Linked DNA regions of Homo sapiens: region 1 is linked to region 2. A link is an interaction called in ENCODE POLR2A ChIA-PET data of the cell type or tissue named here. Cell type or tissue: A673. All regions are shown on one strand. Each heading gives the region's core, and the rest is flanking DNA. Links, peaks and the distances in the headings are about the cores only. Region 1 holds the start of CSDC2 (cold shock domain containing C2). Region 2 overlaps TOB2 (transducer of ERBB2, 2).

Region 1 (10,804 bases), core at 1,430-9,429, 130 kb after region 2:
TTCACCATGTTGGTCAGGCTGGTCTCGAATCCCTGACCTCAGGTGATCCGCCCGCCTTGGCCCCCCAGAGTGCAGGGATTACAGGCATCAGCCACTGCGCCCAGCCTCATTTTTGTATTTTTTTTAGAGATGAGGTCTTGCCGTGTTGCCCAAGCTGGTCTTGAACTGAGCTCAAGCAATCCTCCTGCCTCAGCCTCCCAAAGTGTTGGGATTATAGGCGTGACCCACTGCGCCCAGCCTCTTCCCTGTCTTAGAAAATGACTTCTCCACTCTTCGTTGCTCAGGTCCAGGCTTCAGAATCATTCTCCACTCTTTGTCTCTCACACTCTTTGTGAATCCCTGAGCAAATCCTGTTGTTGCTGTCTCCAAAATGCATCCAGAATCCAACCTTTCTCCATCAACTCCACTGCCATTTTTGGGTCCCAGCCACCCTCAATCCTCCCCGGGCCATCGCAGCAGCCCCAGTACAGGTTTCCAGGTTCCTGTCCTCACGCCCTGCCGCCTACAGGCAACACAGAAGCCAGAGAATTGCTGTTTCAGTGTCAGTCAGGAATTTTCTCTCTTCCCCTGCAGACTGTGCAACACCCCATCTCCCTAGAGGAAAAAGCCCAGGCCTCAGGATGGCCTTCACAGCCCTTGGGGTCCCCCTGCCCCAGGACTCCTCCAACCTCATGCCCCACTCCTCCGCCTGGCGGCTGTTTTTCAGACACCCCAGACCCACCCCCACTCAGGTCCTCCACCTGTGCCGTTTCCTCTCGCTGAACACCCTTCCAGTCACCTCCTCCAGCTCCTTGCTGTAACGTCACCTTGGTGAGGCTTGCCCTGGCCCCCTGTTTTATTTTTGTTTATTTATTTTGTAGAGACAAAGTCTCATTATGTTGCCCAGGCTGGTCTTAAACTCCTGAGCTCAAGCGATCCTCTTGCCTCAGCCTCCCAAAGTGCCAGGATTACAGGTGTGAGCTACCAAGCCCAGCCTTGACCCCCTGGTTTAACCACTCACCACCATCCCCACACTTCCCTGTTTAATTTTCCCTGGCATTGCCTAGGCTAGCATTCCTAGTCTTCCAACATGACATTATTTATTTATTAAGCTATTTTTGTTTGTTAGGCTTTTTTTTCTTTTTTCGACAGGTCTTGCTCTGTTGCCCAGCAGAGTGCAGTGAATTCCTGGGCTCAAGGAATCCTCCTGTCTCAACCTCTCCAGTAGATGGAACTATAGGCACTTGTCACCATGTCCAACTTTTTTTTTTTCTTTTTGAGATGGAGTCTCGCTCTGTCACCAAGGCTGGAGTGCAGTGGCACGATCTCTGCTTACTGCAAGCTCCGCCTCCTGGATTCACGCCATTCTCCTGCCTCAGCCTCCTGAGTAGCTGGGATTACAGGCACGTGCCACCACTCCTGGCTAATTTTTGTATTTTTAGTAGAGACAGGGTTTTGCCATGTTGGCCAGCCTGGTCTTGAACTCCTGACCTCGGGTGATCCACTCGCCTCAGCCTCCCAAAGTGCTGGGATTACAGGCGTGAGCCACCGTGCCTGGCCTTATTTATTTGGGTACTTTTAAAACCTCTCTCACACACCTATAATCCCAGCGCTTTGGGAGGCCGAGGTGGGCGGATCACAAGGTCAGGAGATCGAGACCATCCTGGCTAACACGGTGAAACCCCGTCTCTACTAAAAAATACAAAAAATTAGCCGGGCATGGTGGTGGGCGCCTGTAGTCCCAGCTACTCGGGAGGCTGAGACAGGAGAATTGCCTGAACCCGGGAGGCGGAGCTTGTAGTGAACCGATATTGCGCCACTGCACTACTCCAGCCTGGGTGACAGAGCGAGACTCCATCTCAAAACAACAACAACAACAACAACAAAAGTCCCTGCATGGAGGCCAAGGCACAGGCAGAAGTGCCACTGGGAAAGGAGATTCTAGAAAAGGCCTAAACACTAGACATCCTGGGCCAGGTGCGGTGGCTCACACCTGTAATCCCAGCACTTTGGGAGGCCGAGGCTGGCAAATGACTTGAGGTCAGGAGTTCAAACCAGGCTGGCCAATATGGTGAAACTCCATCTCTGCTAAAAATACAAAAATTAGCCAGGTGTGGTGGCAGGTGCCTGTAATCCCAGCTGCTCAGGAGGCTGAGGCAGGAGAATCGCTTGAACCCAGGAGGTGGAGGTTGCAGTGAGCTGGGATTGCACCGTTGTACTCCAGCCTGGGTGTCGCAGCAACTCCATCTCAAAAAATAAAAATAAAAATAAAAACCACTAGACATCCAGATGTCACCCAGGATGCTGCTCCCTGGTTTGGCTTGGGCCAAAAGTGAAATGCAGAGAGTCACCAGGTATTTGGTGAGGGCCTCAGAGGCCCTCCTATAGGGTCCTGTGCTCTGGGGGGACTGACAGGAAATGGAAATAGACACGTAGGGAGATCATTCCAGGTGGTGCCATTGAGAGGGTCACATGGATAACATGATGGGGCATAACTAGAGACCACTGCCCTCACCAGGGCACCAGCTATAGCTTTGTTCAGAAGGTGAGGACGAAGGGGAACCCTCAGCATTGAGAAGGCTGGAGGCCTATGGCCCAGAGGGCCCAGGAGTGTGTGTGAATGGATGGATGGCTGAGGGAGACTTGGCTCACAGCCCAGACCAGCCCTGGAGCAGCCAGGAGACAGACTGCTACCCCAGCCTCAGGATCTCAGGGCAGGGTGCGGGGGAGGTTGACTGGGCCAGAGCCCGCTACCCATCACAGAGAGCTACTCCCACGGACCTGGGAGGAATTCTGGAAGGAGTCTGAGCAGCAGCTGCAGAAGGAGACCCTGCCCCACGGCCCAGGGACCTCAGCTGGGGGAACCCCCTCACCTCCCCCATTCTTCTGCCTGCAGTGATTGCTACCCCAGACAAGGGTGCCAAGCTCTGAAGCCTGCTGGCCACAAAGAGGCTCTGCCAGGTTGCCAGCTATGCTGTTTGTTGGCAGAAGCATGTCATTCTTTCCCCTCTCATTTCAGATGAGGAGCAGACCTCTCATCAGGTCCCCCAAATCCCATACGATGTGGCTGCTGCCCTTCTCCTACATGCTGTTCCAGCCACATCTGCAATCGTAAGTTGCTTGAATGTGCAGAGTTGTTTCTCCCCTCTGGGTGTTCCCTTCCCTGCCTTTTTTTTTTTTTTTTTTGAGAGGGAGTCTCGCTCTGTTGCCAGGCGGGAGTACAGTGGGGTGATCTTGGCTCACCGCAACCTCTGCCTCCCGGGTTCAAGCGATTCTCCTGCCTCAGCTTCCCGAGTAGCTGATACTACAGGGACACGCCACCACACCCAGCTAATTTTTGTACTTTTAGTAGAGACGAGGTTTCACCATGTTCGCCAGGATGGTCTTGATCTCTTGACCTTGTGATCCACCCACCTCGGCCTTCCAAAGTGCTGGGATTACAGGTGTGAGCCACCACACCCAACCCCCTTATTTTTTATTTTTGTAACTTGTGATTCTACATTTGTCTGTGGATTTTGTATCATCTGTATCATTTGTAGATGAGATGCGAGCTCCATGAACTCAAGGAGCTCACCTGCGTTGTCTGCCGCTGTCTTCCTGGAGCCTTGGCCATCTGGTACATGGTAGGCAGGCAATAAATATTTGCTGAACGTATGAATGAATGCACAAATGATGTGGTCAGATCTGCAGGAAAAGATCTTCCCTGGCAGAAGGGTGGTAGTCGGATTGGAGGAGACAAGTGGGAGACAAGGAGAGAGGAAGGAAGGACCACTCTGATTTACTGAGTCCAGGTTGGAGGTGAGTCCCACTGTAGGGGAGATGGGCATCTAGGGGATTGAAAAGACATTTCAAAGACAGTGTGGCATGGCAGGAAGAATAGGAATGTAATGAAGCCAGAATCTCTGTGTGTGTGTGTGTGTGTGTGTGTTTGAAACGGACTCTTGCTCTGTCGCCAGGCTAAGAGTGCAGTGCCGCGATCTTGGCTCGCTGCAACCTCCGCCTCCCGGGTTCAAGCGATTCTCCTGCCTCAGCCTCCCGAATAGCTAAGACTATAGGCACTTGTCACAATGCCCAGCTAGTTTTGTACTTTTAATAGAGACAGGGTTTCACCATGTTGTCCAGGATGGTCTCGATCTCTTGACCTCGTGATCCTCCCGCCTCAGCCTCTCAAAGTGCTGAGATTACAGGCATGAGCCACCGCGCCTGGCTGAACCTCTGTGTTTTAATACCAGCTCCATCACCAGCTGTGATGCTCTGTGCCTGAGCATCCTCATCATCTTGTCACACGGCACCAACACCTTAGAGGTGTATGTATCTCAAAGGGATGTGGATTCAATGCCACATAGGTCCAGGCCTGGCCACCACAGGTGGGCTGACCGTCGATAACAGGAGTGAGAATTGTAATTCAGGTGGAATCAGTAGTCGCAGGGGCTATTTGGCTCTAACCCACCTCTTCGGCTTCTCCAAGGCAAGGGAGGCTTTCGAGGAGATGAGCTTTTGAATTCTCAGCTTTTCACAAAAATAGCCTCCACGCCGGAGCCCCTGGTTTCAGCCAGACGATTTCTTTGTTACTCAGCTGCTGGTGGGTGGGTGGGTGGGGCTGCGGCTGCTCTCTTCCTGAATGAACAGCTGTGCCCTCTCATCGCCGGCTCAGGAATAATCATAACACTGCTTCAATGCTCGGCCCAGCCTCCTTCATTCACTGCTCTCTGGCTGCCTGGCAGCTCTGGGCACATGTTCAACAGCCCATGGGAGGGGCCAAGAGAAAGGAGACTGGACGTGAAGGGAGGGGTCAGGGCCTTGGCCACAGCAGCCGGGCCTCAGCCTCCTGAGAGCTGGCCTCCGGGACCCTGCCTCATGTTCCGCATTCCCTTCCCTCACCCTGTACCCTGACACTGCCTCCTTTCTGTTCCTCCGCCACCCCAAGCTCATATACAGCCAAGGGCCTTCCAACCTCCCGAGCTTCTTCCCTCTCGATGTCTTCTCTCTAGGTCCTGACAAGCTGGGTCCCGAGGTCACCTGGAGTGCAGAAATGTCCGCCCAGCCACTCCCCCTCTGCTGGCCAATCAGCTTATAACCCATCACTCAAACAACATGGGGGCCCCCGGGAGAAGGGCCAGCCTGGGCATCCACATTCCAGCTCAAGTCCTGATGCCAGTTCTGGTTGGCCAAGCCTGGGCCAGAGGTCCTACAGACCAAGAGAGGGGAGAGGTGATTCCCCAGGTGACAACATCAAGGCAGTTCCCAGCAAACAGGATAGTAAGGGTGGCCAGGGAAAACTGCCAGCGTCCACCATGGCTCCAGCGCTTCTGCTGGGAGGGCAGGTTGGTGTGTTTGAAAAACATAGGTCCACCGGGCGCAGTGGCTCATGCCTGTAATCCCAGCACTGTGGGAGGCCAAGGTGGGCGGATTGCCTGAGGTCAGGAGTTCGAGATCAGTCTGGCCAACATGGTGAAACCCTGTCTCTACTAAAAATACAAAAAAAGTAGCCGGACGTGGTGGCGTCCTCCTGTAATCCCAGCTATTCAGGAGGCTGAAGCAGGGGAATTGCTTGAACCAGGGGTGTGGAGGTTGCAGTGAGCCAAGATCGCACCACTACACTCCAGCCTGGGCAACAGAGCAAGACTCCGTCTAAAAAAAAGAAAAAAAAGAAAAAAAAAACATAGGTCCAGAGATCAGGCTTGGGGCCTCTGCTCCAGCACTCCTCCACTTCGGAGCCGCGTGACTCAGTGGAGCCCCACGAGCTCTCTGAGCTGTTTCCTCATCCCACCGAACCCGATAGAGCTGTCAGAAGAAGCAGGCAAGGGGCTAGGCGCAGTGGCTCATGCCTGTAATTCCAGCACTTTGAGAGGCCGAGGCAGGTGGATCACCTGAGGTCAGGAGTACAAGACCAGCCTGGCCAACATGGCGAAACCTCATCTCTACTAAAAATACAAAAATTAGCCAGATGTGGTGGCACATGCCTGTAGTCTCAGCTACTCAGCAGGCTGAGGCACGGGAATTGCTTGAACCCGGGAGGCAGAGGTTGCAGTAAGCTGAGATCACACCACTGCACTCCAGCCTGGGCGACAGAGTGAGACTCCGTCTCAAAAAAAAAAAAAAAAAAGAAAGATATTATTGCTGGAGGAGAGGAAGGCAAAGAAGAAAGAAGAGACGATGTTATCCCAGCACTTTGGGAGGCCAAGGTAGGAGGATCGCTTGAGGCCAGGAGTTTGAGACTAGCCTGGGCAACATAATGAGACCCCATCTCTATAAAAATTTTTTGAAAACTTAGCCAGGCATGGTGGTGCACCCCTGTAGTCCCAGCTACTCATGAGGCTGAGGCGGGAGGATCATTTGAGCCCAGGAGTTGGAAGCTGCAGTGAACTGTGATTGAGCCACTGCATTCTAGCCTGGGTAACAAAGCAAGACCCTGTTTCAAAAAAGAAAAAATAAATAAATAAAAAGGAGGAAAGAGAGAGGAGAATTTAAAGGGGAAGGGAGGCTCCTCTGGGTAGAGTTCTCAGGTGGGGCTGTGAAATAAAATCAGAACCCTGGCTGGGCGCGGTGGCTCACGTCTGTAATCCCAGCACTTTGGGAGGCTGAGGTGGGTGGATCACGAGGTCGGGAGATCGAGACCATTCTGGCCAACATAGTGAAACCCTGTCTCTACTAAAAATACAAAAAAATTAGCTGGGTGTGGTGGTGTGTGTCTGTAGTCCCAGCTACTCAGGAGGCTGAGGCAGGAGAATCGCTTGAACCCGGGAAGCGGAGGTTGCAGCGAGCTGAGATCAAGCCACTGCCCTCCAGCCTGGGCGACACAGCAATACTCTCTAAAAAAAATAATAATAATTCAGAACATCCCCAGGTAACCACAGGCAGCATTTCTCAACAGTCTCTCCTGCAGAACCAGAAACCCAGACTGTCTGAGCCTGATTGTCCTGAGAGGTTCTGGAAGGGCAGGGGCGTGTGGTGACACTGGGTGCTCCTGGGTTCCAGTACCTCTCTAGCCAGTTGGAAGAATATAGGCAAGTCAAGTCCTTCCTCCTCCCTGAGCCTCTAATTCCTCACCGGTAAAGTAGGGATGATAAAAATAAATTATTAAATTGTTGTGAGGTTTCAATGAGGGCAAAGCTTGCTGCCTGAAACAGAGCAAGCTCTTGTGGCGTCTTAGCTATTTGTATTAGTTACTTGTATTTTTCTCTGCGGTTTCCCTTTTAACTCCCACCTCCTTTTTATTTTAAAAAGACTCCTTTTGAAAATGCCAGCCTGCCTCAGTAGTACCAGGAGACACCAGGGAAAGGCTTCCTTCTTTCCAAGCTGAGGCTGAGAAGGAATGGGAAGAACGAAGAGAAGCACCTTTGTGGAGGCCTCCTCCAGCTGGCCCTGGGTTTAGGAACATCACACACTCAACCTCCAAAGGCCCTCAGGGGCTGGCCCAAGGTCACACAGCTTGACAGTGCGGAGCACTTCGAAGCCAGGGCGTGTGGTGTAGAACAGGCTGGGTGCCTGAATTCAATCAGCCCTCTCTACTTCTCTACTCAGAGCCTCCCAGGCTGTGGGGTGTTCACCTGTGCACCTTCAAGCCGATCACTTCCTTGGGGTCCTCGTCAATTCAATTCCATGGAAATATTACAAGGGGTAGACAGAGATGAGCCGTGTCAGTGTCTGTACTAGCAGAGGGCAGGACCACTGAGCGTCCGGAGGGGAGACGAGTGTCTGGGTGTCCCTGGGAACCTGGCTTGTCTCGACCCCTCTGGGGGGCTCCTCTTGGCTCTGACCTCCATTCTCCCAGACTCACCCCCACTCATGCCCACCCACCCCGAGGGGCCCCCCAGTGTGCACTCACACACTCACACTCAAACTCACCACCCCACTTGCTCTCTAATTACCAGGAACGTGGCGCTGTCTCAGGTTCTTCCTCCCCTGCATTCCTCAGCAGCTGCCCTCACTGGGCAGGGCAAATTATACCGTGGCCCGACCATAAAAGCCACTTTCCAAAAAAAGAAGCTTTAAGGCCCCCGAGAGACGCAGCTGAGCCTCTCACCTGGCAGTGCCTGACTCAGGAGGTGATGTCTGGGCCATGAGCCACAGAGCCTGGTGTCCCTTTAAGCAGGGAGTACAAATTCTCATCCCTCCCTCCTGCTCTCCCTGACGTCAGCTGGAAGGCGTGTGAGTGAGTGAGGGGCTGAGGTACCGCCCGCGCGAGCACACACAGACACACACACACACACACACACACACACACACACACATCTTCCAGACCCATCCCCTGCCTGCCAGCTCCACGAGCCAGAGAGAGACAGAGCGCGGACGCCGCAGGAGGCAGTGCCTGGACCCCAGCTGCCCAGGAGAGGTGAGGGGCTAGATGGGGCCTGAGGACACTGTGCCAGAAACTGTGGCTTTGGCCAGGCCGAAGGAGAGAGGTACAACGTGAAGGTGGGGGCTGGATCAGCCCAGTTCAGCTTACAGATAGGGTGTTGGGGGTATAGAGGATACCACCTGTCTCTCCCTCCCTCATTCTCTCCCCGTGACCCCCAAATGAGGTGAGGCCGTGTGGCTCCCGTGGGAGCATGTCTGTGTCTGTGTCTGTGTCTGTGTCTGGGACCTGCGTCTGGCTCAGGAGGCAGAGAGCAGCAGATACCTGCCAAGCCGCAGCCTCCTGTCTGGGAAGCAGCGGGAGAGAGGACCGCCTTGACCAGAGAAACCCCAGTGCCGCTTCCAGTTGCTGAAAGCAGAGTGCAGCAGGGACCCTTGCTGGTCCTTCCCCTGGAATGTTGGGCTGGGAAGGGACCGGCTGGGAAAGGCAGACAGTTGGACCTGGAGCAGCTGTCTTATCCTGACTCTATTTTTTCCCCAGTGTGATGGGGATAATTGTGTTAGTTGGCTTAGAGAGGTGGCTCCGTGTGGTTATTCTCTTCCCCCAGGTACCACCCCACCCCGAGCCCTTGCTTCTTGCCTGCCTGCTGGTCTGCTCTGACCTCCACCCTTGCCAGGGCACAGCCCCCGGAGGGCAGGGGTGATAAGTCAGGGCCTGCCAGGCCTCTATCTTGGGATACAGGGACTTAGGGTGGCCTTGGCTGGTGCCAAGCCCATGAATGGCCTGACCCTGGCACAAGGAGTCCAGGCGGAGATAAGGGGCGACGCTGGCACCCACAAGGAGACAGCAGGTTCCTGCCAAGCTGCCAGCCTGCAGGCTCTTCCCAGGGAGAGGGGAGGGGGACACAGAGCGAGAACAATAATAAATACAGAGTGTGAACTGCTGCATCCACTGGGGCTGGGGTAGGAGAGGAGGAAGTATGCCCAGTGGGGGGTGGGCAACCTCTCTGAGAGCCTGGCATCATGCTGCCTGGCTGTGATCCGGCAGGGGCCTCTCCCTGGGAAAGGGGGTCTCCAGCTTTCTGGGGGATGGGGAACTGGTTTCCCAAACCTGACTCCATCCCAGAGTCCTCTGGACCCTCCAAATTCTGAATGTTTCCTCCTCCCAGCTTTGCCCTGCCGCCCCCCATTTCCTTGAAGTCTTCTCCAAAAATGTCTGTTTTCTGTGTCTGCCCATCTTGACCCATCCTCACCCCCTTCAAAAAAAAAAAAAAAGACAGGTATAGACAGGAACTGCCTGCCCGTGTCCTGGGAAAGGCCAGAGGACAGTTTTGGCCACAGATGGCTCTCCCAGGCTTGGAGAGACATGGCTAGGCAATGTTCACGGATGCGCAGGGGGATTCCCTGAGGGGGACTTGGGGACACTCTCAGATGGCTGGTGGGGAGGGGACACCTGCCAGCCAGTCTGGAGTAGAGCCCCCTAGGGGGTAGAGGGCGCTCAGGACCTGGCTGAGCCAGTCATGTCCACGGTCACAACTGGGGCAGCCAGGACCCAGAGCCTTGTAGGAATGGGGCTTGGGGCAGTTCAGACCTTTGTCCATGCTGAGCAGCAAAATGGGAGGCTAAAAGTAGTAGGGAGCTCTTCTGCCCCACAGCCAGCAAAATGACACTCCTGGGCTGGGGGGCTGGCATGGCACACCAGAAAGCTGTGGGGTCACACTGATTGGAGTTCAAGTTCAGATGCTGTATGTATGTATGACTTTGACCAGTCTATTCCTCTCTCTAGGGGGTCTCAAAATGGGAAAGTGACTTGCCTAGGGTCGCACAGCCAAGCACAGGTGGGACTGGGGTGCGTATTTGGCTCTCCCAGTGCCGTCCTGGTTTCCCCACCACCACCCAAGCCACAGAAGCCCAAAGGCCTTAACCACAGCAGTTCCCCAGGGCAGCCTGGGCATGTGACAAGGAGGACTACAGGGTCTCTTAAATAATTAAGCTCAAGTATTGGCTGGGGCAGCCCTCATGCACAGACGCAGGCACACAGGCTGTGTGGGGGAAGGACCAGGTTTAATCAGGTCACCTCAGGCTGCAAGAGCAGTTCAGGCACTGATGTATTTTAAGGAGCATCTGGGAGGCTGGGGGAGGGGGAGGAGCCAGGGAAGTGTCAGCTCCTGCCCGGGGGTCCTGAGTTTGTTTTCTCACTCTCCCAGGGCCCACCATGCACAAGCTCCCGATGTTCGGGAAGCCCTTCCAGCGTCATCCTTGTGTTCCCCGTCCTTTCTATTTTTAAACCACCGTACCCATTCCTCCCATCTGCTCCCCTGTGATGGGGGCTTGGGGCTGGGACATTTTTATTGGGGGAGTTGTTTTTAAGCTTAGCAGAGTTGGTGAGTGACTCACCCAAGGTCATGGTCTGAGTCAGCGCAAAGCCAGAAATAAAAGCCCCAGTCCTGGCTCCCCAGGAATTCCACACCCGACTCCTCCTTCTCCAGGGGAGGGTGGGCGCCACCCTCAAGGAATGGCTGGTCTT
Region 2 (10,804 bases), core at 1,060-9,059:
TGACCTCAGGTGATTGGCCCACCTTGGCCTCCCAAAGTGTTGAGATTATAGGCGTGAGCCACCTCACTAGGCCTTATTTCTTTTTCCTTTTTTTGTTTTTTGAGACGGAGTCTTGCATCTCGCTCTGTCGCTCAGGCGGTAATACAGTAGCAAGTTCTCTGCTCACTGCAACCTCCACCTCCTTGGTTCAAGCAATTCTCCTGCCTCAGCCTCCTGAGTGGCTGGGACTCCAGGCGTGTACTCCTACGTCCGGCTAATTTTTTTTTTTTTTTTGAGATGGAGTCTCACTCTGTCGCCAGGCTGGAGTGCAGTGGCACGATAGCGGCTCACTGTAACCTCCGCCACCGGGGTTCAAGTGATTCTCCTGCCTCAGCCTCCCGAGTAGCTGGGACTACAGGTGCGTACCATCACGCCCAGCTAATTTTTGTATTTTTAGTGGAGATAGGGTTTCACCGTGTTGGCCAGGATGGTCTCGATCTCTTGACCTCATGATCCACACACCTCAGCCTCCCAAAGTACTGGGATTACAGTCGTGAGACACTGTGCCCAGCCTATTTCCTTTTCTTGTGAGGAGATAGGAATAGAATGGCTGTATCACATGGTAAATGTATAACTTCTTTTTGAGCCCAGGTCTCACTCTGTCATTCAGGCTGGAGTTCAGTGGCCCACTGCAGCCTTAACATCCCAGTCTCAAGCAATCCTCTCACCTCAGCCTCCTGAGTAGCTGGGACCACAGGTGCCAGCCATAACACCTCACTAATTTTTTTTTTTTTTTTTTTGAGACAGAGTCTTGTTATGTTGCCTGGGCTGTAGTGCTATGGGGGAATCTCAGCTCACTTCAACCTCTGCCTCCCAGGCTCAAGCGATTCTCCTGCCTCAGCCTCCCAAGTAGCTGGGACTACAGGCACACACCACCATGCTTGGCTAATTTTTGTATTTTTAGTAGAGATGAAGTTTCACCATTTTGGCCAGGCTGGTCTCAAACTCCTGACCTAGTGATCTGCCTGCCTTGGCCTCCCAAAGTGCTGGGATTACAGGCATGAGCCACCACGCCCAGCCCACTAATTTTTTAAGTTTTTGTAGAGATGGGGTCTTGCCATGTTGCCCAGGCTGGTCTTGAACTCCTGGGCTTAAGTGATCCTCCCACCTCAGCCTCTCAAAGTGGTAGGATTACAGGTGTAAGCCACCACGCTTGACCATTTTTTGTAGAGACAAGGTCTTCTCACTGTGTTGCACAGGCTGGTCTTGAACTCCTTGGGCTCAAACAATCCTCCCACCTTGGCCTCCCAAAGTACGGGGATCACCGGCATGAGCCACCATGTCTGGCTGTATGTTTAACTTTTTAAGAAACTTCCCGGCCAGGCGCAGTCGCTCACGCCTGTAATCCGAGCACTTTGTGAGGCCGAGGCGGGCGGATCACAAGGTCAGGAGATCGAGACTTTCCTGGCTAAACGGTGAAACCCCATCTCTACTAAAAATATAAAAAATTAGCTGGGCGTGGTGGCGGGTGCCTGTAGTCCCAGCTATTCGGGACACTGAGGCAGGAGAATGGCGTGAACCCGGGAGGCGGAGCTTGCAGTGAGCCGAGATTGCGCCACTGCACTCCAACCTGGGCAACAGAGCAAGACTCCATCTCAAAAAGAAAACAAAAACAAAAAAAAAAGAAGAAACTTCCCTTCTGGCCGGGCGCGGTGGCTCACGCCTGTAACCCCAACATTTTGGGAGGCCGAGGCAGGTGGATCCCCTGAGGTCAGGAGTTCAAGACTAGCCTAGCCAACATGGCGAAACCCCGTCTCTACTAAAAATACAAAAAAATTAAGTGATGTGGTGGCAGGCGCCTGTAATCCCAGCTACCTGGGAGGCTGAGACAGGGAGAATTGCTTGAACCCGAGAGGCAGAGGTTGCAGTGAGCCGATATCGAGCTACTACACTCCAGCCTGGGCAACAGAGCGAGACTCTGTGAAGAAAAAAAAAAAAGAAGAAACTTCCCTTCCACATTATTTTCCAAAATGGTTGTACCATTTTACATTCTCATCAGCAGTATATAAAGTTACTAATTCCTGCACATCTTCACCAGCATTTGGTGTGTACAGTCTCTTTCATTTTAGCTGTTTTAATAGGTATGTTCATTGTGGTTTTAGGCGGGGTGCGGTGGCTCAAGCCTGTAATCTCAGCACTTTGCGAGGGGTTTTACGTTTCTGCCTTCTGGAAACCTCTGTGGTTTGTTGAAAGAGTCACTTACACTTGCTGTGCCCTTGGCTTCACCCTTCACTCCTGTGCCCCTTAGTCTCACTCCTCTTTCCCCTCTCCACAGACTCCCTAAGGCCCCCTCAAATCCAGGGGTAACAAATCCAGGTGTCATGTTACCCTGCAACTCACCCTGAAGCACTTGGCATAAGTGCTGTTCCCCTTCAAATTCTTCACCTACTAGGTTGTCAACCCTCTGAAAAGCCTTCCAGGGCCACGTGGGAGCCTCGTCTGGGTGCATATAGCTCCTCGGCCGCCTCCTGCTGTGGATCTGATGTGGTGTTGAAGTATGAGACCTGGGTTTGTCTTCTCCCAGCTCTTCCACCAGTAGAAGTCCCCTCCAAGGGCAAGGCCTGGGTCTGCTCCTGCAGTGGTCCTTGCTCTGGACCTGGCATAAAGGAGGGCTCCAGGAGGGTTTGCAGTTGAATATGTGAGAGAAAGCTCTCTGTCTCTTTTTTTTTTTTTTTTTTTGAGACGGAGTCTCACTCTGTCACCAGGCTAGAGTGCAATGGTGTGATCTCGGCTCACTGCAACCTCCACCTCCCGGGTTCAAGTGATTCTTCTGCCTCAGCCTCCCAAGTAGCTGAGACTACAGGGGCATGCCACCATACCCAGCTAATTTTTTGTATTTTTAGTAGAGACGAGGTTTCATCATGTTGGACAGGCTGGTCTTGAACTCCTGACCTCAGGTGATCCATGCACCTGAGCCTCCCAAAGTGCTGGGATTACAGGCATGAGCCACTGCACCCGGCCGAGAAAGCTCTCTTATTGTCTTTGCCCCTAGCTACAGATAAGGCAACCACGGGGCAAGAAACTTACTGCGTATTGAAGAGAAAATCCCAGCTTCCTATCCAGGCTTCAGGCAGGGCCCATGCTATGGCCTGGAGCCCCCTTTGACCTCATCTGCTCCACTTGCCTCTTGCTTGCTGCTGGTCTTTTCTTCCCTGAACCCACCGTCCTGTTCCTGCCTCTCGCCCTTGGAAGTGTCTGGTCCTGCTGCTCTTCTCCCTGTTAAGCATGTGACAAGGAATCGTATGCTTCAGGTCACAGGTTGAAAGCCCCCTTCTCGGGAAGACCTGCCTTGTCTTGTCCACCCAATATAAGTGTCTACTTGGTCACTAGCCACTGTCACTGGTCGTGATTATCTTACCATCTGCCATTTTCTCATTTATTTGTTTGTTTTCAGTTAATAGAACATTGCTTCAGGAGAGCAAGGAATTTGTCTGCAGTTGCCCCTTATTTCCTCATGCCTAGCACAGTGTCCAGTGTTTATGGGGGCCCCATATTGAATGTGGAATTTTGTTTTTTTTTTGAGACAGGGTTTCACTCTGTTGCCCAGGCTGGAGTGCAGTGGCATGACCACATCTCACTTCTTCCTTGACCTCTTGGGCTCAAGTGATCCTCCCACCTCAGCCTCCTGAGTAGCTGGGACTGCAGGCATATGCCACCATGGCTGGCTAATTTTTTTATTTTTTGTAGAGACATGGGAGTCTCACCATGTTCCCCAGGATGGTCTCGAACTCCTGGGCTCAAGCAATCTTTCTGCCTTTGCCTCTCAAAGTTCTAGGATTACAAGCATGAGCCATTGCCTCAGCTGAATATTGAATGTTTAATATAATGAATCAGGCCGGGCGCGGTGGCTCATGACTGTAATCTCAATACTTTGGGAGACTGAGGCAGGCGGATCATTTGTGGTCAGGAGTTCTAGACTGGCCTGGCCAATATGGTGAAAATCCTTCTCTACTGAAAATATAAAAATTAGCCGGACATGGTGGCATGCACCTATAATCCCAGCTACTCGGGAGGCGGAGGCAGGAGAATCGCTTGAACCTGGGAGGCAGAGGTTGCAGTGAGCCAAGATCACACCACTGCACTCTAGCCTGGGTGACAGAGCGAGACTCCATCTCATATAAAAATAAAAATAGTATAGTGAATCAGGCTGGGTGAGGTGGCTTATACCTGTAATCCCAGCACTTTAGGAGGCATGAGGATCACTTGAGCCCAGGAATTTGAGACGAGCCTGGGCAACATAGTAAGACCCTGACTCTACAAAAAATTAAAAGTAAAAAATTAACTGGGTGTCATGGCTTGAACCTGTAATCCTAGCTACTCGGGAGACTGAGGCAGGAGGATTGCTTGAGCCTGGGAGGTCACAACTGCAGTGAGCCATGATCATGTCACTGCACTCCAGCCTGAGTGACAGAGGAAGGAAGAACCTGTCTCAAAAAATAATAATAATAATAATAATATAGTGAATCAGGGCAGAGCTAGAAAAACAACCCAGGTGTCTGGGCCTCTGGGCCAAGACTCTTCTCCTGTCTGGACTTCCCAGCCCTGCCACAGCGCGGCAATAGTTTGACTAGGTTTTTGTGTCTTGGGTTGGGGGGGTCCCACCTGATGGCATATGGTTCTGCCCAGGGCTCAACCTATCATTATTTCCTCACATCTTTGGGAAAAGTGCCACCATACAGGGTCCTCCTAGGGCCCTCCACAGGGCTCAGGAGCCAGTGGGGCAAGAAGAGGTGCAGGCACAGGGACCATCTTGAATGGCCTAGCTGGACAGGGGCCTAGCCTGACTGTCCCCTGTTGTACAAATGGGACAGATGTCAAGAGGGGTTCAAAGTTACACAGTGAATTGGCAGCTTCAAGGACCTAGAACCTACTTCTCTCTGATAGTGAAATTCCCCAAATTAAAAATTCAGAGAATTGGCCGGGCGCGGTATCTCACACTTGTAATCCCAGCTCTTTGGGAGGCTGAGGTGGGCGGATCACCTGAGGTCAGGAGTTTGAGACCAGCCTGGCCAACATGGCGAAACTCTGTCTCTACTAAAAGTACAAAAATTGGCCAGGCATGGTGGCTCATGCTTGTAACCCCAGCACTTTGGGAGGCTGAGGCGGGTGAATCACGCCGTCAGGAGGTCGAGACCATCTTGGCTAACACAGTGAACCCCTGTCTCTACTAAAAACACAAAACATTAGTTGGGTGTGATGGCACGCACCTGTAATCCCAGCTACTCGGGAGGCTGAGGCAAGAGAATCACTTGAACTCGGGAGGCAGAGGTTGCAGTGAGCCAAGATCGCGCCACTGCACTCCAGCCCGGGCAACAGTGCAAGACTCCGTCTCAAAAAAAAAAAAAGTACAAAAATTAGCCTGGTGTGGTGGCACACACCTGTAATCCCAGCTACTTGAGAGGGTGAGGCAGGAGAATTGCTTGAGTCCAGGAGGCGGAGGCTGCAGTGAGCTGAGATCGTGCCACTGCACTCCAGCCTGGATGACAGAGCGAGACTCCATCAAAAAAAAAAAAAAAAAAAAAATCAGAACATGAGCTGGCTTATTTGCCTAGAGGCTTGGAGACCTCTGACTGGTTCCATTCTGACCATAGGCCCTGTCCAGGCAAAACTTGGGCAAGCTGGCCAGGCCTAGAGAAAGGAGAAAGGCATGCCCCTCTACCCCGACTCACTCATGGGGAGGTGGCGGTGGTGAGGACCAGAAAATGGCATCCCCTTGGCCTAGGGGCACTGAGTCAGGCAATGATGAGGGGTTCTCCTGCTGCCATGACTCACCCTCCCACCACCCACCTGTCTGCCTCTCCAGGGAGAAATTCCCGGGTTTTGGGACGGACATTGAGGGTCACGTTTCATCCCCAGACAGAAGGCTAGGCCCCTGGAGAGAAGGAGTGGGATTCAGTGTGCTTCGCGCGACACTGTCTTGCTAGGAGACAAGCAGCCTCCCACCTTGGCAGAGGGCAGGGCTGGGGCAGCCCAGGCTCTGCTCAAAGGACAGTTTTCTTTTCTTCCCCAGCCTGGTCCTGCCAGCAGCTTGGGTTTCAGTCTGTATGCTGATGCAAGGAGCATACTGGCCTGGATTGTCTGGTGGCATTTAAGGATGGACAATAATGGCCATGATGATTAAAATGATACTCGCCGTTCACCAAGTTGTTTACTGCAGGCCAGCCACCGTGCTCCGTATTTTCCACCCATCATTTCTTTTAATTTTCACAAGTAGGTACAATTATCATCCCTATTTTCTTCCTCTTTTTTTGGTCTTCTTATTTTTTTTCCTTTTTTTTTTTTTTTTTGGAGATGGAATTTCACTTGCCACCTAGGCTGGAGTGCAGTGGCGCGATCTCGGCTCAGCTCGCTGCAGCCTCTGCCTTCTGGCTTCAGCCTTCCAAGTAGCTGGGATTACAGGTGTGCGGCACCGTGCCTGGCTAATTTTTTTGTGTCTTTGTTTTTTTTGTTTTGTTTTGGTTTGGTTTTTTTTGAGATGTACCCTTGCTCTGTCACCCAGGCTGGAGTGCAGTGGCGTGATATCGGCTCACTGCTACCTCCACCTCCCAGGTTCAAGCAATTGTCCTGCCTCAGCCTCCCAAGTAGCTGAGATTACAGGTGTGCACCACCACACCCAGCTAATTTTTGTATTTTTAGTAGAGATGGGGTTTCTCCATATTGGCCAGGCTGGTCTCGAATTGCTCACCTCAGGTGATCCACCCACCTCAGTCTACCAAAGTGTTGGGATTGCAGGCATGAGCCACCACGCCTGGCTTCTTTTCTCTTTTATGTTTTGTTTTTAATCTCCATTTTCAAGGTGAGGGAACTGAGGTGCCAGGGTAGGTGGAGTGATTTGTCCGAGGTCACCTAGCAAGAGAGTGGCAGGGTTGGAATTAGAACCTGCACTTCTTTTCTTTTTTTGAGATGGAGTCTCGCTCTGTCGCCCAGGGTGGAGTGCAGTGGCGCCATATCGGCTCACTGCAAACTCCACCTCCCGGGTTCAGGCCATTCTCCTGCTCCAGCCTCCCGAGTAGGTGGGACTACAGGCGCCTGCCACCACGCCTGGCTAATTTTTTGTATTTTTAGTAGAGAGGGGGTTTCACTGTGTTAACCAGGATGGTAGAACCTGCACTTCTAAGGGAGCAGAGTCCAGCCTCTTCCCTGACCCTGACGGGTGCCCTCCTGATGGGGCTCCCTGGGGAGTGGAGGGGCCTTGCTTTGCTTCTTCTTGACTGACTGGTACTCTTTTTATTATGTATGTATTTATTTATTCATTTAGCGATCCTCCTACCTCAGCCTCCAGAGTAGCTGGGACACAGGTATGCGCCACCACACTCGGCGAATTTTTTAATTTTTTGTAGAGATGGGGTCTTCTTCTATTGCCTAGGGCTAATGTTGGACTCCTGGGCTCAAGCGATCCTCTTGCCTTGGCCTCCCAGCATGTTGGGATTACAGGCATGAACTACCGCACCCGGCCCGTACTCTGTCTTCACCTCCTCTGGGAAGCCTTCCTCAGTCTCTGGCTCTCAGGTCGCCCGTGCATACCTGTCCTGAAACTGCTTTCCCACCTGTGTTCCCAGGGCAGAGAGTGGATGCCCATGGATGGTTTGTCAAAGGAATAAATTAGCCTTTTTTGGAGGAACTGTCTACTAAAATATTCTTTCTTCCCCTGCTGCAGGGCTGGGGCCCCAGCATCCCTTTACCCCTCTAAGTCTCCCGTCCACCTCTTCAGAACCAGTGAGCGTTTGCTGAATAAATAGAGGCATGAATGTCTGAATGAGTGATTTCTGTCTATGCCATGGAGAATTTTTTTTTTTTTTTTCAAATCTGTAGTGTCTATACCTTCAGAGGGATGGGCCAGGCCAGGAAGGTGAGTCTCAGCTTCTGAGCTGGGTCTCGCCCAGGACCCTCCGCTGACAGCATGACAGGGAGTGGGAGCAGGCACCTGCCGTGTCAGGACCTTTGTCTACATGAAATAGGAATGAGCAGGTGAAGGCCATCCTGCCCCTGCTGTGGTGCCCAAGGTTGGGTGGTCAGCCCACACACAGGGATGCAGGGACAAGGTGGGCTTCTCCCTGGCAGGACGGAAGAAAGTGAAACCCCTGCAAATGGCCCTGTGTCTGGCAGGCCAGGGCCTCGTTATCCTGGATGGGGGCCTCCCTCCGCTCAACAGGCCCTGCAGAGGGGAAGTGGCCCATGGAGGGGCTGGACATCAGGCCTCCTGCAACCTGTCCAGAAGTTGGATGTTTGCCCTGGGGCCTTCCAGTTCGCAAACTTGGTTGGGGAGTGCTCAGCGTTGCCTGTTTGGGGAATGAGGGGCCTGAGGAGGCCCCTTACCCCACTGATGCCCCAGAACTGTTTGCCCCCTACCCCAGCCCAGTGGTGGCAGTAGAGGTGGCAAGGTCATCCCCTGCCACCCTTAACCTGTATCACTCTTCTATAGCAGTTATAATTGTATCAAATGCATGTGAGATGTCAACTCTGGGAAGGCAGACACTGTCTGATTTATTCTCCAGTGGACAAGAACTGACGCTGCCCAGTATCACTTGGATCAATAAATGAAAAAATCAGACACGAGTCAGAATCTTTACCATTTACTAGTTTTATGAGTCTAGGGTAATCTAAGTTGGAGCCTATTTCTTTTTTGTTTGTTTCTTTGAGACGGAGTCTTGCTCTGTCACCCAGAGCAAGTGGCGTGCAATGGCGCGATCTCAGCTCACTGCAACCTCCGCCTCCCGGGTTCAAGAGATTCTAGTGCCTCAGCCTCCCAAGTAGCTGGTATTATAGGCGCTCGCCACCACACCCAGATAATTTTTGTGTTTTTTGTTTTGTTTTTTTTTTTTTTTTAGTAGAGACGGGGTTTCATCATGTTGGCCAGGCTGTTCTCAAACTCCTGACCTCGAGTGATCCGTCTGCCTCGGCCTCCCAAAGTGCTGGGATTACAGATGTGAACCACTGCACCCAGCCTATTTCTTAACTGCAAAATGGAGACAATCCCTGTGAGGATGAACAATCCCTGTGAAAATTCAACAGGATGAGGAATGGTGGCTCACGTCCATAATCCCAGCACTTTGAGAGGGAGGCCAAGGTGGGAGGTTTCTCTCCTAGATGGGCAGCATTGATAGGCACAGGCCCTGGGAAGGGGAAAATATGGCCCGGGCCACTGGGAGATAGCAGAGCTCCTAAGGAAATCGGCCACTGGCAGAAGGGTGGCTTTCTCTGGGCTGGGCTGTCTCACTCTTAAGGCAGCTCCGAAATTGTCCAGCCCAAGAAAAGGGTTGAGAATCCAAGCACCGGGCTTTTGGATGGAACCTGGCTTAGGCAAGCTGTTCTCATCCTTGCCCACATCTAAGGATCTAGTACTAAGGATCAAGTACTAGATCTAGAGTAGGCTGGAGGCTGTCCCCGCTCTCCTCCCCCCAGGAATAGACAATTCCTAAAGAGCCATGAAGTACCCCGTTCTCCAGGCTCTGCTGCCACCACCAACTGGCTAAGGGAACTGGAGCGGTTTCTAACTTTGTGGAACCTGTTTCCAGTGTAGAAAAGCATCTGCGGTAGCAAGCACAATGATGTATCCTGTGTTGATGGGATGGATAGGTGGTCAAGAAGGGGCACCAGGACAGTTATGTCCATCCGAGGCTGTCACTGTAAGGAGGACCAATCGTTTCTTGGAGTCTGTAAGGGCTGGGCCACTCCCATTCTCTCCATCCCAAAAGGGACCCCAGAAACCAAGCAAGCCAGGAGCAGGCAGAAGGCTATTATGTATCATGCTTTTAATACAAACTTAAAAAAATCTGGAACAATAGAAACTGTACAGATTTGATCAATCTTTTTGTTTTGTTTTTAAACTAAAATCTCTAAACACACCAATGTCCCATTCCAAAATATTGCACAACATTCTGAATACAAAACCCTTGATTGTATTCCTCCTTCACTAAAGAAAAAAGTTCATGACCCTGCTCCCCGGGCTCCTCTCCAGGCTTGCCTCAATGCCCCCTTCCCATCCCTAGGGAGAAAACTAGAGAATCTATAACTCACTGCATTGAGAAAAACACATCATTCTGGACTAACAGTTTCCATTCTTCAGAAGATAATCCACCTTTTGATTTGTTCCTGGGAAAGAGGGATAGATAGAGGATGGGGAAAGGGGAGAAAAGGTTTTATTTCTCCTCTTTTTTTTTTAAAGTTTGTTTTTCCTGAAAAAATATGTTTCTCTCATCTTTTTAAGAAAAAATCTTGAAAAGAAAAAAATTATGTTTTTTACGTTAGAAATATACATATATTATATACCTCTTACATTTTACAAATGTAGCAAATTATTCAATACAAACGGACACCAAAAAATGTAAAAAATAAAAAAAAGTTTTCCTACGAAACCAGGTAAATTAGTGCAGATTTCTGTTTTTGTATTCTTAAAAAAAATAAAATTGAAGCAAAAATGCCTAGATTTGAGACAAGACAGACTGAACTGGGCCCAAGAGCGCAGCACTGGAGTCATGCTCCTGAACACACATTTTTCTTCGTATTTCAAAAGACACAAAGGGGTTGGTCTCCCCTCTCTCCCTACATGTGAGAAACAAGCCGACCTGGTGTGGGTGGGTGCCTGTGTGTGTGGATGGGAGGAGGGCTAGAAGGGGATGTAAGGCAGCATCCAACCTTTCCCAGAGAGAAGCTATCTGCTGGGTCTGTCACCTGTGTGGGAGCCGAGGATGAGGGAAACAAAGGGTGGCCCAGACTGGGCTGGCCCCTGAGAAGTCTAGGGGAACAGATGGTGCTGGGCTGAGAA

Evidence for each region. ChIA-PET counts read pairs that join two places held together with the same protein. Peaks named below come from ENCODE experiments on the same cell type or tissue, not always from the same donor. Only the 100,000 strongest peaks of a DNase experiment are listed, where the experiment ranks them.
Region 1: POLR2A ChIA-PET joins it to region 2 with 19 read pairs; 10 of 35 experiments call an interaction of 5 or more read pairs at or near these places.

The regions. Positions count from the first base shown.
Region 1 is chr22:41,552,870-41,563,673 of GRCh38, forward strand. CSDC2 (cold shock domain containing C2) reads left to right here and starts at 8,141. Exons shown (of 4, transcript NM_014460.4): 1 at 8,141-8,314. LOC105373044 (a long non-coding RNA gene) reads right to left here and starts at 8,014. Exons shown (of 2, transcript NR_134631.1): 1 at 7,851-8,014. RefSeq lists an enhancer at 2,726-3,225 and a silencer at 3,756-4,003. In A673, for the core only: no CTCF peak of the experiment used is centred there; DNase peaks (open chromatin) are centred at 4,642 and 9,242; H3K4me3 peaks cover 272 bases; H3K27ac peaks cover 2,042 bases.
Region 2 is chr22:41,423,720-41,434,523 of GRCh38, forward strand. It overlaps TOB2 (transducer of ERBB2, 2), which reads right to left. Exons shown (of 2, transcript NM_016272.4): 2 at 9,775-10,804. Among named protein-coding and RNA genes, the nearest start is that of TOB2, 18 kb to the right of the region's middle. In A673, for the core only: no CTCF peak of the experiment used is centred there; no DNase peak of the experiment used is centred there; H3K27ac peaks cover 395 bases.